Linked DNA regions of Homo sapiens: all the other regions are linked to region 2. Evidence: read pairs that join two places in POLR2A ChIA-PET (ENCODE). Cell type or tissue: Panc1. All regions are shown on one strand. Links, peaks and the distances in the headings refer to the core of each region. The heading gives the core; the rest is flanking DNA. Region 1 overlaps LTBP2 (latent transforming growth factor beta binding protein 2). Region 2 has its middle 11 kb from the start of LTBP2. Region 3 holds the start of ACYP1 (acylphosphatase 1).

Region 1 (2,500 bases), core at 1-2,500, 100 kb before region 2:
CCAGCTGGCCCAGCTCTGCTGTATTTGCTAATTCACACAAGTCCCTTGGTATAGCCTCAGCTATTGCAGATTTCAGCAGTCCAATCTCCAAGCCTTTGTTCACACAAATGCTTCCACCTGGAGTCTCTTTCCTCACGATGGCCAGCAAATCCCTGCCCCCATTTCAAGGACTGGTTTAATGCATCACCTTTGGGTCCTGTGGGTCCCCATCCCCTGTCCCCACAGTCAAATTAATCAAGGCCTCACCTTCCCACTCTCCCCCTTAAACTGGGACTGATACAAACACTTCACAGAGTCCTTGTGCAGATTAAATACAATAATCCAGGTGAGGGGTTGAGCACTGTGCCCACCTGGCATAAGGTAAGCACTGCAGAAATGTTAGCTATTATTATCCTAGTGTTAAACCCCATAAAATCCCAGCTCCTCAAGCCTGGCGTGTGAGATCTTGCATGACCGGCCCCAGCCTGCTTCTCATCTGTTTCCTGCCGCCCGCACCTCTCCTACCCTCGCCTAACCTCAGGACCTGTTCCTGAGCCTCTGCCCACACTGTCCCCTTGCCTGGAACAGCTTCCTACACACCAGTGTGACTGCCTCCCACTTATCTCCAACCCAGCGTCCCCTGAGGGCCCAGCTTTCAGTGTACCTGTTCATTTACTTGCTTCTCCCTGACTAATGGGAACATGCCTTATTATCTCAGCATCTCCAGTGCCCAGCACAGAACCCCAATAAGTGCTTACTGAAGGAATTGAATAATAACCATTTGTTTAAGGACAGTGTCTTCACTTGAGCAATACTTCATAAAACTCCAGTGCACAGCAAAGTCTCTGCCAGAAGGTGGGAAATGCACACTCCTAGGCCCACAGCCAGAGATTCTGATCCTGCTGTACTGGTGGGCCCAGGAACCCACGCTGTTATAGCTCTTCAGGCAATTCTGGAATAACTGGTGTTCACTGTGAGAAGCTCTAACCCCAATGGAAGAGAGAAGGGAACTCATAGACAGAGCCGTATGTGGGAACTGGATGAAGAACTCATTATCCCCTGAGGTCAGGACGACTGTCTGATAGATGGTGCTGGAAAACTCCCTCACTCCATGGAGAAAAATGGAGACGTGAATAGAGAAAGACCAGGTTCTTAACAGCCATATGAAGATGGACTCCAGATGAATCAAAGCATACCATAAAAGGGAAAACTAGAACTCAATTAAGGTATAGGAGAATATCTTTATGACTTCAGGATATGGAAGGATTTCTTAAACAAAGCCCCCAAAACACACAAAAATAAGGCAAAATGGTGAATTTCAGTAAATCAAAATTAAGGATTTCTGTTCCAAGAAATGTAGATAAGCTTAAAGGATAGAGGACAAAATGGGAGCATTGCAATTTCTAAACCCGGCCAAGAATCTAGAATATATAACGGACTCCTAAAGAGCCCCAGGAAAAAGCAGCAACCACCATTGGAAAACTGAGCAAAAATGGGAGCCAGCAGTTTACAGATGAGGAAACCCACAGGCTAATGTATGAAGAGATGCTTACATTTATTGGTAAACATTTACTTAGATATTTAATATGTAAATAATTTATCTTATTGATAATATAAATTATGATTTATATTAATTATATATACATTATTTAAATAATCTATAAATAGATATAAATATCAAATCATTGAGGTAATGAGATATTACTTTATGAGACTGGGAAGCTTCAGAAAGTGGGTGTTATTCTGGACAAGGCCTCTTCCAGTGGTACCCAAGCCCCACTGGGAGAAGTACTTAGAGCCAGCCTTGAACCCCATCCCCGTTCCCCAGCTGCTGGGGCTGGCAGAGACATCTTGGACACCCAGGCTGGCACGGTGGCAGAAACTTGTGTCTGCACCAGTCCTGGTGACACCATTCTCTGCAGCAGCTGCTGCTTATCCCAGGCCAGCTCCCCAGGCTGGGTCTGCAAAGAGCAGTGCCTCTGGCCCACAACACCCACCTAGACGATTGGAGCCCAGAGAAGCCTCCTTCCCTCAGCCTCTCTCCTGGCTCCTCCAGCCTGTTCTGAGCCCTGCCCCTTAAGTCAGCTCCCCGGAAGTCAGCTGACCCAGTCACCACTGTTCTGCTCACAGACTTCTACTGGCTACCCATGCCTGTGAGACAGTGTCCAAGCGCTTCAGCCTGGCACTCAAGACATTTCCCACACTGGCCTCTTCCTCCAGGTAGCCCTGCTCCAGTCATACTGCATTCATGATTATTCCCAGAGCATGCCAGGGAACGTTCACTATTCAGGTCTCTGCAAAGATGCTTCTCTCTACCTGGAATACCCTCTGCTCCCTCAATTCCTATTCACGCTCCATTCCTATTCATGCTCCAACACCCTGTGTGTAAGGGAGTGTGTCTTTGGAAGCAAACCATGCTTTGGAGCTAGAGTGATTTGATTCTGTTTCTAGCTCTGTCACCACTAGGTTTGAGGCCCCTGGGTATTTCAATTCACCTCTGAGCCTCAGTTTGCTAAACTAT
Region 2 (11,371 bases), core at 3,820-6,319:
TTTGGCTTCTACTTTCTTATCTGAAAGTTGAGATAATGATGTTCTTTTTGCCATTTTTCTCTTCAGGACAAACTAGCTAGCCAGCCCTGTTTACCCTGTCATGGGGCTAGGGGCAGGTGTCAATTACTACTCCTCCATTTACCAACTGATATTTCATTTATTGTTTGTTTGTTTGTTTGAGACAGGGTCTCACTCTGTCACCCAGGCTGGAGTGCAGTGGCACAATCTCGGCTCACTGCAGCATCCACCTCCTGGGTTCAAGCAATCCTCCAGCTTCAGCCCCCCAAGTAGCTGGGACTGTAGGTGCACGCCACCAAGCCTGGCTAATTTGTATTTTTTGTAGAGACGGGGTTTTGCCATTTTGCCCAGGCTGGTCTTGAACCCCTGGACTCAAGTGATCCTCCCGTCTCGGCCTCCTAAAGTGTTGGGATTATAGGTGTGAGCCACCACATCCAGCCTTGGTATTTCTTGAGCACTCAGAAGGTACCAGGCACTGTGCCAAGTCATCTTATAGTCACTTCCTTGTTTAATGAGAAGCGCTATTGATGAAGGAAGTGCTATTATTTCCCCACATAGCAGATGAGGAAATGAAGGCTCGGGGAAGTAAATGACTCATCCACAGTCACAAGCCAGTAGGTGGCTGCGCTGGGATTCACTCCTGGTTTGTCTGGTCCCAGATGCTAAACCAATGCCAGCTTCCAGGGGAAGGGAGACCACCGACAGCTGCATTTTTCTCAGAGCTGGAAGCATGCACAGCTGTTTGTGGTGTGGTGGGGGTGCTAATGGCTGCATGGGACTGTGGTCACAGGTCAGCCCCCACCAAGCATCCCCCATTCTCCTCAGGCCTGTTTACCAGCTAGGGGTCCGCTCTGAGTCAGGGCGGTGAATCTGATTCGCACCCACAGAGAAGAAGGAAGGAAGTCACAGCCACACTCACCCCACCTCCATCAAGTAGTCTGCAGTTGCTGAATAGAGCTCATCTCAACTCGTAGCTTTTCTCTTTGGGAAAGAGAAATGACATACATACAATGTCTATTTAGCTCTGTGTGGTAGAGGTGTTGCCATTCCCATTTCACAAGCCCAGAGGGGTAGTCGCTTGCTCAAGGCCACACAGCTGGGAGTTGAGCCAGGATTCAACTAAAAAGTCTGAACAACTCCAAAGTCCATGCTGTTTTCCCTGCAGCACACTGCACTCACACCAGGGTGTCCTGCAATGATGGGAAATGGGCAGCTCTTTCAAATCACTTAGTTCACTTCGCTTCCCTTCATTTCCAGTCTCTGGTGCATGGGTGGGCTGATCTGAAAGCTCCGTGCCATTCACTATAAGCTGAGATGTCATTTCCTATTTACCTGCATAAATTCCTTCAGTCCCTGGCTGGGGGTGGAGGGGTGGAGGAATCTTCTAAACCCCCGGGGGAGCCTGAAGCATAACTTCTCCTCAAGCACAGTCTCTGAAGACCTGAGCAGGACAACAGTGTGAGCAGCTGGAAGACCTCCTCCCTGTAATTCCTCCCAGTGAGACCAAGGGGACTTCATATGCTCTGCTGGAGGTGGAGAGAGTTACCCAGATGGGGAGAGCTCATGTACCTGGATTATTCTTTCAAAATCCCCAGGAAGAAAACCCTGTGGGCTGGGGGATTGTGCAGGCCTATCTAGGCTTCTAGAATGGCTGTGCAGGAATTTGAGGACAAAAAAGGACAAGAAGCAGCTTCCCTTGGCTGTCGCTGGCATCTTCCAGCCTGTGCCCACCTTGGCTTTGAGCTGGGTCATAGTAACACTCCTCACACCCTGAGGGATGAGGGATGCAGGGGCAGAGAGGAAGGTCTACAGTAGGGTCTTTCCTAAAACAAGCTCTCCCCAGGGAGGCCTGCAAGCCAGCTCCCTCTCACTCTCCATTGTCAAGACAAAGAGAGGAAGAGGATGCCTTCTGCCATCATCCCCTGAGTCCATTTTCCCTGGATCATCCATGGAGAGTGGGGGCTCAATGATGTTTGCCCTGGTGCCCCCAATACCCTCTCTAGGGCCCCAGTCCCTCAGGAACAGACCCAGACCTGGCAAATCCCCAGGAAAGGGCACAGACACCAGGCTGAGGGGGCAGGCGAGGTGCAGCAGATCCCAGTGGGCCCCGGCTAGTCCTAGTCTGAATGACTCATTCCTTGTTTCCGTCCACTGTGGTCTGAGTGCCTTGGCCCAGGGGCCCCCAAGAGGTTGTAACACAGGCTGGCCTCTCGCCCATCAGGGCTCAGCAGACAAAAATTAAAGATCTCACTCCTCAGGAACTCACACAGACAGCACAGGCATGCTCTGTACTCTGCCTCACCAGACCAGACCTCAGGCCAGAGGAGGCTGATGGCCAAGAGAGGAAGGAAAGTCGTCTCCAGCTGCTCCTCCTCCTCTTCACCCCCCATGACCTGCCATGAAGGCCTGGCCCTGCCCACTGTCTTCTTACTCCCCCTCTGGTCCTCCGCCTAACAGTGGTGGTGCCAGCGGCATCTCCTCAGCTCTGTTCCGTTCCTCCCCATTTCTGACTGAAGACAACAGCAAAGGTGAAACAGCCTGTGCCTCCCAGGAGGAACAGACTTATAGGGAACTAACCATACATTTTCTGGCAGCCCATTTCTGATTAAGTCACTCACCTGCTCAACAACCTTCAATGGATCCCCACTACTTCACAAATCAATCCCAAACTTCTTACTGGGTTTGACACACAAGCTTGTTTCATAACCCTCCCAGCCATGTATGCTGACACTCCGCACAGTCTCACCCTCTCAGAATCCCACCCAGTTTCCTCTCCCCCATCCCCTCACCCAAACACCTTGGCTGACATTATTTCCTTGATCTGGAATGTTCTTCACCACCCCTGCCTGTTTGTTTAAACTCCCATTTTAAAGGCCGCCTCTTCCATGAAGACTTCCTGGGCACCTCCCTCCATCTGGAAAGTTTGCTGCTTCCACCAAATCCCTGTAGCCCTCAACGTACTGCACTCTGCTCTGCATGACTAGTCCACAGCTATGGGTCCTGGAGTAGTAGGAAGAACAAGGGGCTTTGTGGTTCTAACCTCAGCACCATCATTTACCAGTTATGTGCCCTGGGCTAAGTGACTCATTGAGCCAGTTTCCTCACCAAGACAATAGAGATCCAATAGATACCTTTCTAAACAATGCCTAGAAAAAGCAACTGTACTTATCAGTGACATAACACTCCAGGCCACAGTGGATTGAACCAAAGATAAGCACCTGAGCCACAGGCAGCCCTTTCACTGGCCAGTCAGTGACCTAAGATTTCTGTGGGCTGACTTAAATACAGACATCATTGGTTGCTGAACAAATGAGATTCTCTCTGAAATTTCAACTAAGAAACTTTACTTTGAAAGCCAACCCCCTGGGATTAAAACAGACAAGTCCATGTTCCCTAGAGCTTACAGCCCAATGGAGCTCGTATAACCACACCGCAATAAAGCCAGAGAGGTGGAGTGACTTGCCCAGGGTCACACAGCTAGTCAGTTACACAGAGAAGGCTAGAGCTCAGGTCTCCCCACCAGGGCTTGGTCTAGGTTGGTTGGCTTCTACTACAGGATCAAAAGGATGGACCCTGAACTGATTGCCTACAGAAGGCTGAAGAGGCACCAGCCATACCCTATGTGAACCTATGCTAGGCACATGGGCGGCTTTGGTGCAAAGAATTCTTCCATTCCAAGCAGTCATTAAAACCAAAGTCAGATCATGTCTGGGAGCAGACTCCAGTTGGAATTCTGTGTCTGCCCTTAGTACATCTTTCTGATCACACCCCTTCCCCTCCCTGGGCCTCAGATTCCTCATCTACAAAAAGAAGATTTTTACAAATTCCCTGTCAACACTAAGATTTTGATTTGAGCAGCAGACAGATAAGGAGAGCATGTGGATCCAAGGAACTGCAGGGTCCACAGAATGTGCATGTGGAGGGGACTCCCCGAGATAGGCCATCCCATTTCTTCAATTTATGGCAGGGCAAACTGAGGCCCAAAGAGGGAGAGATGCTGGCCCAAGGTCATGTGACTGGTTATTGGCCAGCACTTGAACCAGGGCCTCCTGACTCCCAGGCCTTTCAACTCTTTCAGCTGCTGCAAGAAGCTGGGAGCTATCTGGCCGTCTGGGCCAGGGAAGCCAAGAGTCACTATGCATGTCAGGGCAGGGCCTCGGGGCTTGGGAACATCTCTGATGGTGAGTGTAAGTGGCAAAGCTGCTGGTGGAGAGGGGTGGCTCGAGGGTCCCGGAGGGCGTATTGGAGATGAGCTGTCAGCAGCTTCCCTCCTCTGGCTGACAAGAAGAAACAGGGAAGGGTCCATGATGGTTGAAGGGAAACAGTCCCCATTTCTGATAAAGCCACTGCTCCATGGAGTGCCCCCCGCAACTCACACACACACTATCCACCCCTGCCTGGCTGCTGAGACCTCCCACCCGCAATCTCCGTCTCAGGTTGTGTATTGGTATCCTCAGGCACACTATTTTGTGAAGCCTGGAATTCCTTTCACTGCCTGAGATGCTTCCAAGCACCCATTTCTAAAATTCAGCCTGTTTGGCTGGGATCATGATGCCCTCCCATTCCACAGACATTTTTTGAGCACCTAATATGTGTCAGGCACTGTGCTAGGCACGGGGACAACTTCACTCCCTTTGTGATGTTAAGTGCTTCCATAGGGGAATTGACACAGCCTTTTGGACTTACTGAAAAACTGCTAATTGTGCGAGGAGGGGCTTGGTTGGAGAACATTTCTCAGAAAGTCATGACTCTGACTTAAATCTTTTTTGAGACAGGGTTTTGCTGTGTCATCCAGGCTGGAGTGCAGTGGCACAATCACAGTTCACTGCAGCCTCAAACCAAGGCTCAAGAGATCCTCCCACCTCAGCCTCCCAAGCAGCTGGGACTACTGGCATGCACCAGCACACTCGGCTAATTTTTGTATTTTTCGTAGAGACAGGGTTTCACCATGTTCCCTGGGCTGGTTCCAAACTCCCGAGCTCAAGTAATCCATCCTCCTCGGCCTCCCAAAATGCTAGGATTACAGGTGTGAGCCACCACGCCTGGTTTCTGACTTAAATGTTTTTTGTTTTTTTTTTTTACTGGAGACAGGGTCTTACTTTCACCCAGGCTGGAGTGCAGTGGTGCAATCTCAGCTCACTGCAACCTCTGCCTCCTGGGCTCAAGTGATCCTCCCACCTCAACCTCCCAAGTAGCTGGAACCACAGGCACACACCACCATGCCTGGCTACTTTTTGTCTTTTTTATAGAGACGGGGTTTCACCATGTTACCCAGGCTTGTCTCGAACTCCTGAGCTCAAGTGATCCACCCGCCTCGGCCTCCCAAAGTGCTGGGAATATAAATGTGAGTCACTGTGCCCAGCCTCTGACTTAAATCTTAAAGTCTAAGAAGCAGTTTAGCATATGGGGAAGGGTGGGGCATGCCAAGGCAAAGGCAGTGAACGTGCAAATCCTGAGTGACTGGAAGGATTGCAAGAAGCTTGTATGGCTGAAGTTTCCATAGAAAGAAGGTTATGGAAAGGGAGGAGGCTGGAGGGGAAGGCTGGGGCTAATGCATGTGGAGCTTAGCTCTAACGAGCTCCTTCGCTCAGAAAAAGGAATCTGGCCAGGCACGGTGGCTCACGCCTGTAATCCCAGGACTTTGGGAGGCCAAGGCGGGTGGATCACCTGAGGTCAGAAGTTTAAGACCAGCCTGGCCAACATGGCAAAACCCCGTCTCTACTAAAAATACAAAAAAATTAGCTGGGCATGGTGGCACGCACCTGTAATCCCAGCTACTCAGGAGGCTGAGGCAGGAGAATCACTAGAATCCGGGAGGCGGAGGTTGCAGTGAGCTGAGATCACACCATTGCACTCCAGCCTGGTAAAAACAAGAGCAAAACTCAGTCTCAAAAAAAAAAAAAAAAAAGAAAAGAAAAGGAAAAAAGAATCTTTTTCCCACATCCAAGCCACCAGCTGGCCCCAGAGTGGGCAGACAACTACCTGGAATTCTGAAACTGATGTCTTCTGGTTAACAGGGAGGTCACTTGGGTGAGGAGGAAGCAGCATGATCTTATTCTCATCAACCCTCACTAAAGCCACCCCAAAATAAACATCTAAACATAAAGTCGTACAGATGCCAGACAGGTATTTGCCATGCTTAAAACAATGCCCAGTCCTGCTTCCCAGCACTGCATCCCCCCATGGCTTCTCTTTTCTAGAAAGTGAGGAGCTGCCAGTGCAACAGCTCTGGCCTGGCCCCTGGGCTCCTGCCGCCATGACCCACTAGCCAGACTGTGTCTCTTCCTTGCCCCAGCTACCTCCACTTTTCTAAACCCTCTCTGAATTTCCTACTCCCTTTGGACCCCCCGGGTTCCTCTGGGGACTCAGCCTCAGTCAGGCTCTTGTCCCCAGTCACTCATTCTTGCTGGGCCTCAGGTTCTTCTCTGATCCCATAAGCTCAAGTTGAAGTTATATCATGCCGGGTGTCACAATATACATCTCCAAGCCCACCTGCTCTTCGGCCTCCCTCATAGCTTTGCTTCATAGATAGAGAAGCCTTATGTGCTTGACATCAAACAGATACCTGAGGAGTGCCTGGTGCATTTCAGCCATTATTTCTTGAGTATCCCTTTGTCAGGCATCAGAGTTGCCAAGAAGAATAAGGCTAAGGACGGTCCCTACCCTCAAGCAGCTGCCAGTATAGTAGGAAAGGCAGACAGTACATATCATGGTAAGTGCTGTGAGTGAGATAAGATCAGGGTACAATGTGAATACAAGGACAGGGTACCTAATCCAGCCTGGGAGCATAGGATGGTCAGGGAAGGTCCTAGAGAAGATGCTGTCTGAGCTGGGGCTGGAAGGCTGGGCATGTCTCAGCCAGGAGAAGGTGAAAAGGCTGAGGAAGAGAAGGCAAAGCTGTGATTACCAGAGCCAGGTTCACACAAACTAAACCACACCCCATTCAACCCCGTTTCTTTTTTTTTTTTTAAGACAGAGTCTCACTCTACTAGAGTGATGTGGCCCAATCTTGGTTCATTGCAACCTCTGCCTCCCAGGCTCAAGCGATCCTCCCACCTCAGCCTCCCAAGCAGCTGGGACTACAGGTGCGCGCCAGCACGCTCGGCTAATTTTTGTATTTTTTGTAGAGACAGGGTCTTGCCATGTTACCCAGGGCTGGTCTCAAACTCCAGGTCTCAAGCAGTCCTCCCGCCTTGGCCTCCCAAAGTGCTAGGATTACAAATGTGAGCCACAGAACCCAGCCCCAGTTCCTTTTTCAATAGGGTTCCTGACCAGAGAAATGTTGTCCTATTTTTAATGATATTCAAATGAAATGGAAATGATATTCAATGTGGATAGGCTGAGAAAATGTGGAGCTCATGGTAATGCAATTAGGCATATGTGTAGATGTTTAAACAACCATTCCCCACATTGATGAATGAATGGAGGTCATTGAGACCTATAAACATGCATGAGACAGGGATGTAACCTACACAAAACTTCTCACAATTTTGAGATCAGAAAAATAATTTTTAGGCCGGGCGCAGTGGCCCACGCCTGTAATCCCAGCACTTTGGGAGGCTGAGGCAGGTGGATCACCTGAGGTTGGGAGTTCCAGACCAGCCTGACCAGCATGGAGAAACCCTGTCTCTACTAAAAATACAAAAAAATTAGCCAGGTGTGGTAATGCTTGCCTGTAATCCCGGCTACTCGGGAGGCTGAGTCAGGAGAATTGCTTGAACCCGGGAGGTGGAGGTTGCGGTGAGCCGAGATCACACCATTGCACTCCAGCCTGGGCAAGAAGAGCAAAACTCCATCTCAAAAAAAAAAAGAAAAAGAAAAGAAAAATAATTTTTATCAAATTTTCACATGACATAGAACTAGAAGAATAAATGATAAAACTGGATGATAGAAGCAAAATATAAACTGATCTTATCTAGAAATTTAATAGAGATAAGTAAAAAAGTCTTACATCTTGGTCCAGATAAATTAATAATTAACTTAAGGATAAGAGATACTTGCTTTGGGCCGGGCGTGGTGGCTCAAGCCTGTAATCCCAGCACTTTGGGAGGCCGAGGTGGGTGGATCACATGAGGTCAGGAGTTCAGGACTCCCAGCTACTTGGGAGGCTGAGGCGGGAGAAATGCTTGAACCCGGGAGGCGGAGGTTGCAGTGAGCCAGGATCACGCCATTGTACTCCAGCCTGGGTGACAGAGAGAGACTCCATCTCAAAAAAGAGAAAAAAAAAGAGATACTTGTTTTGATACCAGCTCATGTGAAATGACCCAAATTTGGGGAGACAGTGGTGCAAACTATTCAGCAGTGAATAGGGAGAGCCTAGGTAGCTACTGGTTCAAAATAAACTAACAATACAACTTCCTTAAAGGTCTAGTGCCATCTTGGATAGAATCCAGGGCTCAGAAGCCAGGTGCGGTGGCTCATGTCTGTAATACCAGCACTTTGGGAGGCCGAGCGGGGAGGATCACTTGAGGCCCGGAGTTCAAGACCAGCCTGGGCAACATAGCAAGACTCTGTCTCTACAAAATGGTCTGGTAAGAACCTATCTCTACAAAAAAAATTAAAAATTAGCTGGGTGTGGTGCACACCTGTAGTCTCAGCTATTCAGGAGGCTGAGGCAAGAGTATCATTTGAGCCCAGGAGTTCAAATCCAGCCTAAGTAACACAGAGAGACTCTGTCACAGAGAGAGACAAAAAGTATATTTAAGGGCGAGGGTTAACAGTAAATGGGCATCACATCTTATTGGGATGATAAAATGTTCCAATATTGATTTACAGTGATGGTTGTAAAACTTGGTAAGTTTACTAAAAATTGAATTATGCACTTGAAAATGGTAGATTATATGATATACAATATATGCCTCTATAATTTTTTTTATAAGAGTTAAGAGTTTCAGGCCAGGCGTGGTGGCTCACGCCTGTAATCCCAGCGCTTTGGGAGGCCAAGGCAGGCGGATCACCTGAGGTCAGGAGAACAGCCTGACCAACATGGAGAAACCCCATCTCTACTAAAAATACAAAATTAGCTGGGCGTGGTGGTACATGCCTGTAATCCCAGCTACTTGGGAGGCTGAGGCAGGAAAATTGCTTGGACCTGGGAGGTGGAGGTTGCGGTGAGCCAAGATAGAGCTATTGCACTCCAGCCTGGGCAACAAAAGCAAAACTCTGTCTCAAAAAAAAAAAAAAAAGAATTTCGGGCAGGCGAGGAGGTGGCTTACGCCTGTAATCTCAGCACTTTGGGAGGCCAAGGCAGGCGGATCACCTGAAGTCAGGAGTTCCAGACCAGCCTGGCCACCATGGCACAACCCTGTCTCTACTAAAAAAAAAAAAAAAAATACAAAAATTAGCAGGGTGTGGTGGTGCATGCCTGTAATCCCAGCTACCTGGGAGGCTGAGGCAGGAGAATGGCTTGAACTTGGGAGGCAGAGGTTGCAGTGAGCTGAGATCGTGTCATTGCACTCCAGCCCGAGTGACAAGAGTGAAACTATGTCTCAAAAAAAAAAAAAAGAGAGAGGAGTTTCGTACTTCAAGGTTGGGGAAAGGAGAATATCCTGCAAAGGAGATAATGAAGAAAAGTCCGAAGTGGAAAGGGGAAGTGCCATAGAACCCGATGAAAGAGACATTTTAAAGAAGGAAACTGTGGCCAACTCTAGGCAAAGCCACCGAGGTGTCACATAAAATGGAAACTTAATAGTTTCCATTAACCAGGCACGATGGCTCACCCCTACAATCCCAGCACTTTGGGAGGTGGAGGCAGGCTGATGCTTGACCCCAGGAGTTCGAGACCAGCCTGGGCAACATGGCAAAACCCTGTCTCTTCTAAAAATACAAAAATTAGCCAGGCATGGTGGTGTACACCTGTAATCCCAGCTACTTGGAAGGCTGAGGCACAAGAATCAGTTGAACCTGGGAAGCGGAGGTTGCAGTGAACTGAGATCGCGCCACTGTACTCCAGCCTGGGCAACAGAGCAAGAATCTATCTCAAAAAAAAAAAAAAATAGTACTTTATTTATCACAGTGGAGTTCACAATAGAGTTTCAGATTCAGGACTAGGAACAGCAAAAACATGGAAATACAGATTTCCGCTCTAGTAAATGCAGCACGTGGAGCTCTCCAACGGCAGGACAGATCCCACTGCTGAGTAATGAATGAGCTCTCTGACACCGGTAGTATTCAAAGAGAGCCTGGATGAGGCATTGTAGAAGGGATTTCTACATGGAAGGAAGATCTTTAAGGAGTACGAGTCTGTGAAAGGCCCAGGGTTTTCCTAAGATTTCATGACTTCTCTTTGCTGAAGACCTCTTCTCCACCCCTGGCCTTGGGCTCCTCATCTCAAGCATTGAGAGCTTGACCTGTGGGAAGGCAGAATGGCCCAGCCTCCTGAAGCCCCAGGGACCTCACTGCTGTTGGGTAGGGGTCCTTCAACCTCTGATGGCTCCCTTGAGTAATGAGCTAGCCCAGGGGTGGGTGATCACACAACAGCAGGTTTTCCCAAAGTCAGTGGAGAGAACTGAGTAATCCTGGGAGACCAGGAGAAAGAGACTGAAGGGCAAGGGAGATGGCATGGGAGGACTGGTCCTCCTTTTTAAATATGTGGGGCCAGCTGTCTTTGTGTCTCTGCCTCACCCTCACACAACATTTCCCCAGGGATAAGATGTGGGAAGGAGAGGCTACAAGATGAAGTTCATGGTAACTGTGTGGAGGGTTCCTGAGATAGGAAGAGGAGGAGGATATAAAGCACCTAGCCAGGCATGGTGGTGCGCACCCGTAGTCCCAGCTACTTGGGAGGCTGAGGTGAAAGGACTGCTTGAGCCCAGGAGTTTCAGAACTGGTCAACATAGCAAGACCCTGTTTTTAAAAAATAAAAAACTTGGAAAGCTGTGTGGAGCTTCTGCACTGCTTGAGCTGCTGATGGTCAGGTCTGTGTCAGCTGGCATTGTTCCAACATGAACTTTGAACCCATAGCAAAGGGGAAGGAATCCTTGACAACTCCCAGAGTGGGCCTGACAAGCTACGGTGCTGCCTGGTCACCAAAAAGGACACACAAGAGGCAATCCATTCTCCCAGCCAACATTTCCTGGGCATCTTCTATGTGCCAGGCCCCCTCACAGAGCTTGCAGTCGTTCATTCTGCTCATTCATTAATACGAGGAAACTGCCCCAAAACTGCAAGGAAAATGCCAACCAGGCTAGGTAACAGAGCTGAAGGAAAAAGAGCCAAGTGCATGCTTTGAGCCTGCCTCATGAAGTCAAGTCAAACATCTTTCTTTCTTGTCTCTGTACAAGAACTCCAGCTGGGGAGGAAGGAGGAGGTGACAGCAACAGTACATGCTTCCCATTGTACAGATGGCAATCTT
Region 3 (11,371 bases), core at 4,160-6,659, 440 kb after region 2:
CTAGAGCAGTTGAATTAATAGAATGTAGATTTATGATTGTCAGGGGCATGGGGGAAGGAGAAAATGGGGAGTTAGTGTTTAATGAATACAGAGTTTCAGTTTTGCAAGATGAAAAGCGTTCTGTAGATAAACAGAACAATGTGAATGTGCTTAAGACCACTGAATTGTACATTTAAAAATGGTTAGAACAATAATTTCTATGTTATATGTATTCTACCACAATTTTAGAAGTAAGTGTGCTATATGGTTTCCAAATATTTTGGGATTTTCCAGTTATCCTTTTTATTTTTTTAATGTGGTTTAGTTCCACTGTAGTTGGAGAACATTCCTTGATTTAAATCCTTTTAAATTCATTAATACCTGAAAAACAAACAAACAACCACAATGAAATATTACCTCATACCCACTAGGATGGCTAACATAAAAGACAGTAACCATTGTTGGCAAGGATGTGGACAAACTGGAATTCTCACACATTGCCAGTGAGAACATAATATGGTATAGCTACTTTGGAAAAGTTTGGCAGTTCCTCAAAAAGCTAAACATAAAGTTACCATATGACCCAGCAATCTACTCCTAGGTATGTATATACTCAATGGAACTGAAAACATTGTCTACATAAAAATATGTGCATATGTGTTCACAGCACTACTATTCATAATGGCCAAAAATCAGAAACCCAAATTTCCATCAATTGATGAATGGATAAATGAAATGTGGTATATCCATACAATGGAATATTATTCAGCCATAAAAAGGAATAGGATACTAATACATGCTACAGTGTAGATAAACCTTGAAAACAATATGTTAAGTGAAAGGAGCCAGTCACAAAAAAAGGCCACATTTGTATGATTCCATTTATATTAAATATCAAGAATAGGCTGAACACGGTGGCTCATGCGTGTAATCCCAGCACTTTGGGAGGCTGAGGTAGGTGGATCACCTGAGGTGAGGAGTTCAAGACCCAGCCTGGCCAACATGGTGAAACCCCATCTCTACTAAAAATACAAAAGTTAACTGGGCATGGTGGTGCATGCCTGTAATCCCGGCTACCTGGGATGCTGAGGGAGAAGAATCACTTGAACCCAGGAGGCAGAGGTTGCAGTGAGCCGAGATCACGCCACTGCACTCCAGCCTGGGTGACAGAATGAGGCAGAGTTGAGACTCTGTCTCAACAACAACAACAACAACAACAACAATCTAGAATAGGCAAATCCATAGAGACAGAAAGTAGGTTAGTGGTTGCCAGGGGCTCAGGGGATGAGGAGTGAGTGCTAACCTAGGTAGGGGTTTCTTTTTGGGATGATGAAAATGTTCTGGAATTAGTGCAACATTTTGTGAATATACTAAAAATCACCAAATTATACACTTTAGGAGGATGGGTTTTATGGGATGTAAATTATATTCCAAGTTTTCAAAAGTCCCTGAATTATTATTTGTCACTTCTCTAGAAATGAAGGAATTTAAATAAGAGGCTAGATAATATCAACAGCAAACATTGCAGCAAAACAACTGTTCAAATGAACATATATATTTAAATGATTATAAATAGTAAAGAATAAGCTACAAGCCTAATTAAGAAAAAATAGATGTCATTTTATATGCAGTTTTCCAATCAATATTTGTTTTTCTGCATTCTGTTATTCTCTCTTTAAACTGGGGAGAGGGGCAGGTAGAGAAAGATGGGCTATGCATACCACTATCTGACCCTTTTCCCTCAACAACTTTGACTAATCTTTGAAGCTGTTATCTCAATCACCTTAATTTACAGGAACTTACCTGCATAACTGGTAGCAAAGCTAACTGGAACACAGCTCTTGCTGTGAGTTTCAGCAATTCTGTTTTCAACAGTCATTTCCTATTTGAGTGTCAGATGGGAAGAAATGATTTTTGAATAATTAGAAAAAGAGGTATTGGCCGGGCACAGTGGCTCACACCTGTAATCCCAACACTTTGGGAGGCCAAGGTGGGCGGATCACCTGAGGTTGGGAGTTCAAGACCAGCCTGACCAACATGGAAAAACCCTGTCTCTACTAAAAATACAAAATTAGCGGGGCATGGTGGCACATGCCTGTAATCTCAGCTACTTGGGAAGCTGAAGTAGGAGAAACGCTTGAACCCGGGAGGCGGACGTTGCGGTGAGCTGAGATCGTGCCATTGCACTCCAGCCTGGGCAAAAAGAATGAAACTCTGTCTCAAAAAAAAAAAAAAAAAAAAAAAGAAAAGAAAAGAAAAAGAGGTATTGGCTGGGTATGGTCACTCATGCCTGTAATCCCAGCACACTGGTGGGAGGCCGAGGCAGAAGGATCACTTGAGCCTGGGAGTTTGAGACCAGCCTGGGCAACATAGCTCTCTGTTAAAAGAGAAAAAAAAAAAAAAAGCTGGGTGTGGCGGCATGCACCTGTGGTCCCAGCTACTTGGGAGGCTGAGGAAGGAGGATCATTTGAGCCTGGGAGGTTAAGGCTGCAATAAGCTGTGACTGTGCCACCATCCTTCAGAAAAAAAAAAGAAAAAGGGAAAGAGGTATTGACAATTCACATTCATGTTTCAAAGATTCCTTCCAGGTTAGAATTTGAATTTTAAGTACCACAGTCCCAGGAATGAGACACTTAAGAAGTTCTGCAGTCCTGGCCGGGTGCGGTGGCTCACACCTGTAATCCCAGCACTTGGGGAGGCTGAGGCGGATGGATCACGAGGCCAGGAGTTCAAGACCAGCCTGGCCAAGATGGTGAAACCCTGTCTCTACTAAAAATACAAAAAAAAAAAAAAAAAAAAAAGAAGTTTTGCAGTCCTAACTCATTATCTGTGGGATTAGCGACACACTGGGAAGGCAATAGCCAATACCTACAGAAGGCAGAGGGTAAATTGAGCTTGCATTTGTGTGTGCCTGTTGAGGGAAGATTAGCCACATTAAAGCAGAGGTAGAGGCTGCCAACAGTTTGTCCATCCCCTCAAATAATCCTTTATTGCTCTAGGAAGAATACCAGGCTCCACATTCAGTGTTCCCATCACCTATTCTGGAATGGATAAAGAGTTTTTAATAAGAAAAACGTCAGCTGGAAAAGGTAAATGTTCTTTCAAAACCAAAAAAGAATAGAAAGAAATTAAGTGGAGAACTGAGGGAAGCTTGGAGAAAGAGGTCTGAAGAAAGTGCAGCAGCTGCAGAGGAAGCATTTATATATGTTATATACATGACATCAGGTCATCTAAATGCCAGCTCTTCAATCAATGTTAGCCTTTCTATAAGAAACCTGACTTGGTTTGATGATGCCACAACGGCGAGCACTGGGGAAGCCCTCTATTTCCCTTGGAAGAGAGAAGCTCATTAATATGTGTATCTAGATGCTCAGGCACCACTGACTAATAATAACAGCAGGGTGATCTTCCATTTACACCATGTTTTACCGATTGCACAGCATTTTCATACTCATTGCTCTACAAACTACCTCTTTGCCATGCAGCTACCAAATAGCCAGCGGCTTCTAGTTCACATTTGTCAAGAACACGTCCCTTGTTCCTATGCCCACAACCTAGGTTACCACCCCAAAGCCTGCAGGCCACATACCTGAGTATGCTTACGGAAAAACACCCCTTGCACCTTCCCAAAAATTTCATAATCCACTGATATCAGGGTGTTTCCTTCTGCCATGCTCAAACCTGTCAGAAACCAGGAAAGCAGAAGAGTGAAGGGCTATTATTCCAGGACCCGCAAGCCTGAGTCAGAAAGGGCCACACCCACCCCTGTCCATCCTTAACCATTGCGACCTCTCCCCGACTTCAAGGTCCTGGAAATGGAAACGTGAGTGGATGTGATAAGGTGTGTGTGAAGGAAGAACCAGACGCCGGGAGAGGGAGCTTCGGATCGCAGCTGCCCGCTGAAGCCTCTTCTGGGGAAATAACCTGAGGACCGATGACCTCCTTACATCCATGCCCGGTCCCGCTCCCTCACTACCAGAATTCCCTGCTACTAACTCCCAGAATCCCCTGCTACTAACATTTTAGGGCTAATCGACCTGAGAAGCACACCCTGGGGGCCCCTGGCGGCTCACCCTCCTTGTCTTCCCCACCGGCTGCCAGGATCACTCCGGGACCACCACGCCAACGGCTCACCAAGGCGCGCAAACCTCCGCGCCCGGAAGTTTAGTGTGTAGCTGCTCCTTCGCTGTCGCTCATGCCCATCACCTCCAGCTGACCAATCAGAGACGGCGCCTCGGCCCGGGCCCGCCCAGAAGGTGGGATTTCAGGACGCGGTTGTCCGGCAACCCAAAAGCTTTGGGTTGGGGATCTGTCCAGGAACTCGGCTGGGCCTCCACAAACCTAGCCCTCATCGCATCTCAGTCAACAAGCGCAACCCTCTTCTCATTTTCTCATGAGGAGAAAGGCATAGACGAAGAAGTACATGGGGATACATTCAATCATTCAATTAAATACTGACTGACAGCTACTGTGTGCCAGGCACCTGTTCTAGGTGACCAGGCAAACATCAGTGAACAAAACAGGATCCCTGTCCTGAGGAGCTTAATTCTGGAGGTGAGAGACAAACAGCACACATTAAACATCATAAATAGCTTGTAATCTCAGCACTTTGGGAGGCCGACACGGGCGAATCACTTGAGGTCAGGAGTTCGAGAGCAGCCTGGCCAACATGGTGAAACCCCGTTTCTACCAAAAATACAAAAATTGGCCGGGCATGGTGGCGGGCGCCTGTAATCCCAGCTACTCGGGAGGCTGAGGCAGGAGAATCGCTTGAACCTGGGAGGTGGAGGCTGCAGTGAGCCGAGATTGCCCCACTGCACTCCAGCCTGGGCAACAGAGGGAGACTCTGACTCAAATAAATAAATTAATAAATAAAAAAATAAACATCATAAATATGTTGAGTAGGATACATTTAACCTTTCTGTCCTTTTTCATTCAGTTCTCCTTAAAGTTTGGGTCATAACAATCTGGAATAGGGGATTACGGGGCATAAGTGCACAGGAGGTCCCAATGGAGGTTATGTCTGCTTCTGGGCTTCTGGAAGCTACTCACCGGTCTCCTTTACTAAGAAAATGTCAAATAATGCTTGAACAAATAACCAGCTAACTACACAAATAAAGCAAGAGCACAAGCAAAATAACTCATGGCTCCAGAATTACAGTTGAGTCAGTCAATCTAAGCCAAATGGCCAAACTACACGAATTTATTTTGGGAACAGGGAATTGTCAAGGGGGATGTGGATGAAGATGGTTAAAATTAGAGTTGATGTGTAAACATTTGAATCCAGCTACCCTTATGATTCATGTGTGTGAAGGAAAACTGTGGTGTTTATTGATCCTCTGTGGATTGACTGTATACATTACACCTCTTCATAACGTAAAGACTCCTTATGTGAATATGCCAGGTTGGCAGACTTGACAATGAGATATGGGTTTGTGACAGTAGGCACGGAAATTCATCATTCTGCTAGTTCCCCGCTAGAGTGAGGATCCATATCCTAGAGAATCATACAACCTTAGTGCTGAGAGGTGGGGGGTTGGTGGTGAACAAGCTGGATTGAATGTTGTACTTGGCAATATTTGAAAATAACTCTAAATAGAGTATCTTGCTAATGGTATTTCTTTCTCTAAAATTCATTTAAAAAATAGTTTATAGAATTCAAAACTTACTGAGTGTCTAATACGAATGGGGCACTCTAGGATATACAAAGATGAATGATATAAAATCTTTGCCCTCAAAGAGTTTTTAATTTAGTGTAGGGGCACAAATGCATGCAAATAATGACAATAAAATATATGGCATGATAATTTAATTCCATGAAAATCCATTGAGAGCTCATCAGGAACCAGCCCTGTGCTATAACAAGGACAGAAAATATTACAAAGGAGCAAACAAATTAATTCTGATTGGGAAGACAGGGAAAGAGTTCTTGGAGGAAACAGCATTTAATCCAAGGTCACACAACCAGTAAGTGATGGAGCTGGGATTTGGTTCCAGAGTCAATCCCCATGAATGCTATGCTCTACCAGCTCCCAGTATGTGGAGCTTAGAGTAATGTAGTACCATGGAGATGAAGAAGTACAAGTAGCCAGTTGTGGCTAGACCAGGGGTTTGCTACCCTGCTTGTGCATCAGGATCTTTGGGGAAGCTTTAAAAATGTTAATCCTCAGGCCTCACCCCTAGATATTGCTTTCCAAGTAGTCTTAACACACAGTCAGGGATGAGACTCACTGGGTTGAACTCTGTGGCTTATTAAGGGGAGGCAAAACTGAAAAGGTAGGCTGGACCTAATCTGGGAGGTAGAGATGCCATGCTAAATTATGCATTTCAACTTTATTCTATAGGTAAAGAAGAAGCTACTGGGGAGGGAAATGGTAGGATCAGAAGCATTTAGTAATTAGCTTGATTTAATCACTGCACAATGCATACATTATCAAAACATCACTTTGTACACTGCAAATATAGATATAATTTTTGCTTGTCAATTATATTTTAATAAAGCTGGGGGGGGGTGGAGAAATATTTAGACTGATTATTTTGCCTGCAGCATGAAGGATGGGTTTGAAGAGCAGATATTGAAGGCAAGAGCAGAAGTTAGGAGGGCTATGCCATCCCAAGGAGAAGTGAGGAAAAACTCACCTGGGGCAGCAGAAATGTAAAGGAAGAGTCATATATGAGAGACATTGCAGAAGTAAACTCAATAGGCCAGGCGTGATGGCTCACGTTTGTAATCCCAGCACTTTGGGAGGCTAAGGCAGGTGGATCACCTGAGGTCAGGAGTTTGAGACTGATGAAACCCCATCTCTACTAAAAATACAGAAATTAGTTGGGCGTGGTGGTGCACACCTGTACTTCCAGCTACTAGGGAGGCCAAGGCAGGAGGATTGCTTGAACCTGAGAGGCAGAGGTTGCAGTGAGCTGAGATCGCGCCACTCCACCCCCATCTGGATGACAGAGCAAGACTGTCTCAAAGAAAAAAAGGAAGAAAACTCAATAAAACTTGTGATTAGTTAGAAGGAAGAGGCAACAAAGAGGGAAGCATGGAAGACTGATGCTGTGAGCATGCAAGGGCACACTGGAGAGGCAGATTTGAGAATGGGAGAGGATCAGAGTTTATGTTGTCTTACAGAATTTGAGGTTCCTAAGGAACAATCTTGTGGAGGTGTCAAATGGGCAGTCCTGAAATTTGAGTCTGTAACTAATGAGAAAGACTAAAGCTAAGCTGGCTGTCATTTAAACACAGGTGAAACCTGAAATTTCAGCATTTGGTTGAAATCATTAAAGAAGAGAATGTCTGGAACTACACACACACACACACACACACACACACACACACACACACACACATATATATGAAATAAGAGGGCTTCAGAAAACACTTAAATTTAGGGAGTAGATGGGGAAAAGATAAATGCCAGACTTGGAAGAAGATGGAGCAAGAACATGAAAGAAGAAACCAAGAGGGCACAGGAGAACTGAGAAGAGCATTCTAAGTGGGTGGATAATCAGTAATGTCACATGAGTAGGCTGAAAAAATGAAGCTTTTGTCTTTGGAAAGTCACTGGTAGCTTTGTAGTTAAATAAAGTGGAGAAAGTAGAAGACAGGCCACAATGAACTGGACAATGACGGGGAGATGAGGATATGTGGGCAGCAAATGTGGAGATTTCCATTAAGAAGTCTTGTGGAGAAGAGGAGAAATGAATGGGACTGTAATATGAAAGTTAGGTCAAGGGAAGTAAGGTTTGTTTTGCAGGGGAAAGTTGAGTATATGTTAAAACCAAAGAGACAGAGTTTATGGAGAGGTATAACTTGAAGTTAACAAGATGCAGACAGGGTGCCGTCTCTCACGTCTATAATCTCAGTACTTTGTGAGACTGAGGCGGGAGGATCTCTTTTGACTCCAGGGGTTTGAGACCAGCCTGGGTAACAAAGGGAGACCCTGTCTCTACAGAAAAAAAAAAAAGAAGTAAGCTGGGTGTGGGGGGCACACACCTGTAGTCCCAGCTACTCGGGAGGCTGAGGTGGGAGGATCACTTGAGCTGTGGAAGTTGAGGCTCCAGTGAGCAGTGATTGTGCCACTGCACTTCAGCCTGGGCAACAGAGTGAGGCCCTGTCTCAAAAACAAAGGCCAGGCCCGGTGGCTCATGCTTGTAATCCCAGCACTTTGGGAGGCTGAGACAGGCGGATCACCTGGGGTCAGGAGTTCAAGACCAGCCTGGCCAACATGGTGAAACTCTGTCTCTACTAAAAATACAAAAAATTAGCCAGGTGTAGTGGCAGACGCCTGTAATCTCAGCTACTCGGGAGGCTGAGGCAGGAGAATCACTTGAACCCAGGAGGCAGAGGTGGCAGTGAGCTAAGAGTGCGCCACTGCACTTCAGCCTGGGCAACAAAACAGGGCGAGATTCCGTCTCAAAAAACAAAAAACAAACAACTTTAAAAAACCCCAAAAACCAACAAAACAGAAAACAAAACAAAACAAAAATGCAGGGGTAAAGTGATGGAGTCAATTCCCGGAGGGTACTGAAAAGGACTAATTCAAGAGAACTCAATGGAACTCAATGGAAAGTCGCCCTTCTTTCTCATAGAGGAGAGGGAAGGAGAGAGAGAGAGGAGAGAGGGAGACAGACAGAGACAGAAACAGAGGAGAGAGGGAGAGGAGGAAGAAGAGAGAGAGACAGAGAGAGAGAGAAAGAGAAAAAGAAAGCCGGTAAATTCTGCTGAGGGAAGCTGTGGGAGTTGATAATCGGGACCCTGAGTGGAGTGGGAAACGTCTGGAGCTGCATATACGGAGAGGCGGTAGAGTCAACTAGGGATGAAAACGAGGAATTAAAAAAAAAAAAAAGACTGATCTGGAGGGTCCACCAAGGAATTTCCTTGTAACGGGTAACAGCTGTAATATGACATGTTGAAGTATTAACACTGATGACTGCTGTCTACATTATTTTCCATGTGCATGAATTGAGTAGTTACAGGGAAAAAGCGAACTGCCTGTTCCAAACGGCTTACACAGATGAACTGAAGCGAAGAAGAAAAATGAACTTTCTTTTGATGTCAACAAGATAGAGTATCATTTACTGTTGAAGCCAGGTTATACTGATTATTTTCGATCTGGTAGTTAACTTTATCATCATTACATTTGGCTGAGTCATTCCTGGGCCCTAAGTAGAGACGGCTAGAATTACCACGTGAGTAAAACATTATAATATCAAAATAATTAGATTGGCCACAAAAACTACCACGGAAAGATACTGCGTAGCAAAAACGTTGGCAGCAAGTTCCAAAGCCTTGGCGAGGACAAGCAAGGAGCGCGCGCGTGCAGCCATACCTGGGGCCCGCCCAGCGCAGCCGAGCGCGCGGAGAAAGGCCAGCAGCAGCCCCGCTCCCGCCAGGCGGGCGGACGCCGGCATCCTGCGGCGGAAGCACGCGGAGGCACAGCCAGGGCCTCCGCCCTTTGCCAGACAAGGGCACACCCCAAGGTCTGGGAGCGTCGTTCTCAGAAAAGTACAAGTTCTTCTTTGAAGGAGCTCCAGAAAAGCCTCTCCCGCCCCTCCCCGGCTCCCCAAGGGCAGGGCTGGACCGAGCTGCAGAGTTGGCCGGACACTGACTGGGTCAAGTGACCTTGGGCTGACCGCACCCCCACCCCCGGTCGCCCCGGGTCGCTGGTGCACTGCGCCTGCGCGCGTCTCCCCGAGGAGTTCGCGGCGAGGGGCGGAGCTTGGCGCGCCAGTGCCTCGGTTTCCAGGCACCGGGAATAACAGAAGCCAGCTGAGAGCGCCTGCGCGGCTGTCGGTTGATGGGGAGGTCAGGTCTGGGAAACTAGGCCCTGGGGTTTTCCCTGAGCAGGAGCGGTGCCCGAGGGCCTCAGGTACGCAGAAGGGCGGGGAGACATGGGATCAGCACCTCCACCTCCTAAGGGACCGAAGGGCAGGAGAGCGAGAGGACTTGTCCCCAGAGGTGGAGTCCGAAGTGGGGGCGCCCCAGTTGACCCTTCGGGACAAAACGTGACTTCAGCCTTAAGGATCTAAAACCGGCCGCGGTCAGGTCAGGTGGCCCTCAACGCTCAGGTTACAAAACTTTTACAGTCTGCGCCACGGGGACTCCTGGGATGAGGGTTTGACAGCCAGGCACCTGCTCCAGGCCCTAGCAGCTTTTGTGCTCTTTGGAATCAAGCACGGTTCCAGCAGGAGGGAAGCCCTGAGAGTTCTTTGTGCCAGTCACTACCTCTGGGCCACAGCTTTCTCACCTGTAAAATGGTGAGGCTGGACTCTGCGGGAACCCTTCAGTTTACAGGGGAAGAAACGGGGGCCAGCAAGGGAGAAGTCGCTTGTCCTGTTACAGGCCTAGAACCTGACTTTCTAGTCAGGTGCTCTTTCCACCTACTATAGAGTATACTGTGCGTGGCAGAGGCTGGTGCTGGAGGAAAGGAAAGCTAGGTGGCAGGAACACCTGTAGCACCTTCGTTTTTCTACCCTCAGGGCCTAACACAGTGTCTTGTGCATAATCACTCACCAAATGGTTTTTGAAGGGAAGCTTTGGCAGGTCCAGCAACACTGTCCCCAGAAAAGTTTAAGGGAATGTGGGCAGGGCAAATGTAGAAATAGTTTGCTTTAGCAGCCGAGAGTGAACCTCAGACAAACTCTTCCCGTGTATCTGGTTTAAATCTCCCGTAGGCGTCAGTCCAGGCCCTGAATGGCTGGTCTCCAGCGGTTGGCGTCACATCTGCCTGTGGGCGTTATGCTCCCACATAATACAACGGAAGCTCCAGGGCCCCACTCAGCCAAGCAAGACTCTTACGAACAAGGTGACTCTTCCCAGCAGTCCTTGAAGGGGCACCTGAGGAACAATTTCCAGAAGCAGCTTTTGAGCAACAAAGAGTTGATTCTGGATAAAGTCTATACTCACCCCAAATGGAACACCCAAACAAAAGCCCGGAGCTACTCCTATCCCCACTGTACTGGAATCAGCCAGCAAGATCCAGAAAGTGATTCCCAGGGCCAAGGAAATGGTTTGTTTTACTCGTCAGGCCCTCAATCCTGGTATCCCAAAGCCAATAACCAGGACTTTATCCCCTTTACAAAGAAACGAGTTGGAGTGGACCGGGCGTTCCCATTGAAACCCATGGTCCACAGGAAGTCGTGCAGTACAGGTGAGGCTGGCACTGATGGGGACCATAATGTCTACCCAAGGCCCCCTGAGCCGAGAGAGTTTTCATCTAGGAACTTTGGTGTGAGGAACCAGGGCAACTTTTCTGTGGTTGGTACTGTTCTTGCTGCCACGCAGGCGGAGAAGGCCGTGGCAAACTTTGACAGGACGGAGTGGGTGCAGATCCGAAGACTAGAAGCTGCAGGGGAGAGCTTAGAGGAGGAAATCCGAAGAAAGCAGATTCTC

What was found. Peaks named below come from ENCODE experiments on the same cell type or tissue, not always from the same donor. Only the 100,000 strongest peaks of a DNase experiment are listed, where the experiment ranks them.
Region 1: POLR2A ChIA-PET joins it to region 2 with 13 read pairs; 2 of 35 experiments call an interaction of 5 or more read pairs at or near these places.
Region 3: POLR2A ChIA-PET joins it to region 2 with 10 read pairs; 3 of 35 experiments call an interaction of 5 or more read pairs at or near these places.

Annotation. Positions count from the first base shown.
Region 1 is chr14:74,517,907-74,520,406 of GRCh38, forward strand. All of the region lies in intron 17 of LTBP2 (latent transforming growth factor beta binding protein 2), which reads right to left. LOC124903347 (a long non-coding RNA gene) reads left to right here. Exons shown (of 3, transcript XR_007064266.1): 3 at 698-1,412. Among named protein-coding and RNA genes, the nearest start is that of ISCA2, 25 kb to the left of the region's middle. In Panc1, for the core only: no CTCF peak of the experiment used is centred there; no DNase peak of the experiment used is centred there.
Region 2 is chr14:74,617,647-74,629,017 of GRCh38, forward strand. No RefSeq gene overlaps it. Among named protein-coding and RNA genes, the nearest start is that of LTBP2, 11 kb to the left of the region's middle. RefSeq lists enhancers at 1-1,082, 4,546-5,412. In Panc1, for the core only: no CTCF peak of the experiment used is centred there; no DNase peak of the experiment used is centred there; H3K27ac peaks cover 1,120 bases.
Region 3 is chr14:75,059,902-75,071,272 of GRCh38, forward strand. It overlaps ACYP1 (acylphosphatase 1), which reads right to left and starts at 4,123. Exons shown (of 3, transcript NM_001107.5): 1 at 4,053-4,123; 2 at 3,569-3,660. The coding sequence starts at 3,652. ZC2HC1C (zinc finger C2HC-type containing 1C) reads left to right here and starts at 9,740. Exons shown (of 3, transcript NM_024643.4): 1 at 9,740-9,848; 2 at 10,654-11,371. The coding sequence starts at 10,673. RefSeq lists enhancers at 4,294-4,463, 9,383-9,934, 9,935-10,486 and a silencer at 9,639-9,758. In Panc1, for the core only: no CTCF peak of the experiment used is centred there; no DNase peak of the experiment used is centred there; H3K4me3 peaks cover 436 bases; H3K27ac peaks cover 492 bases.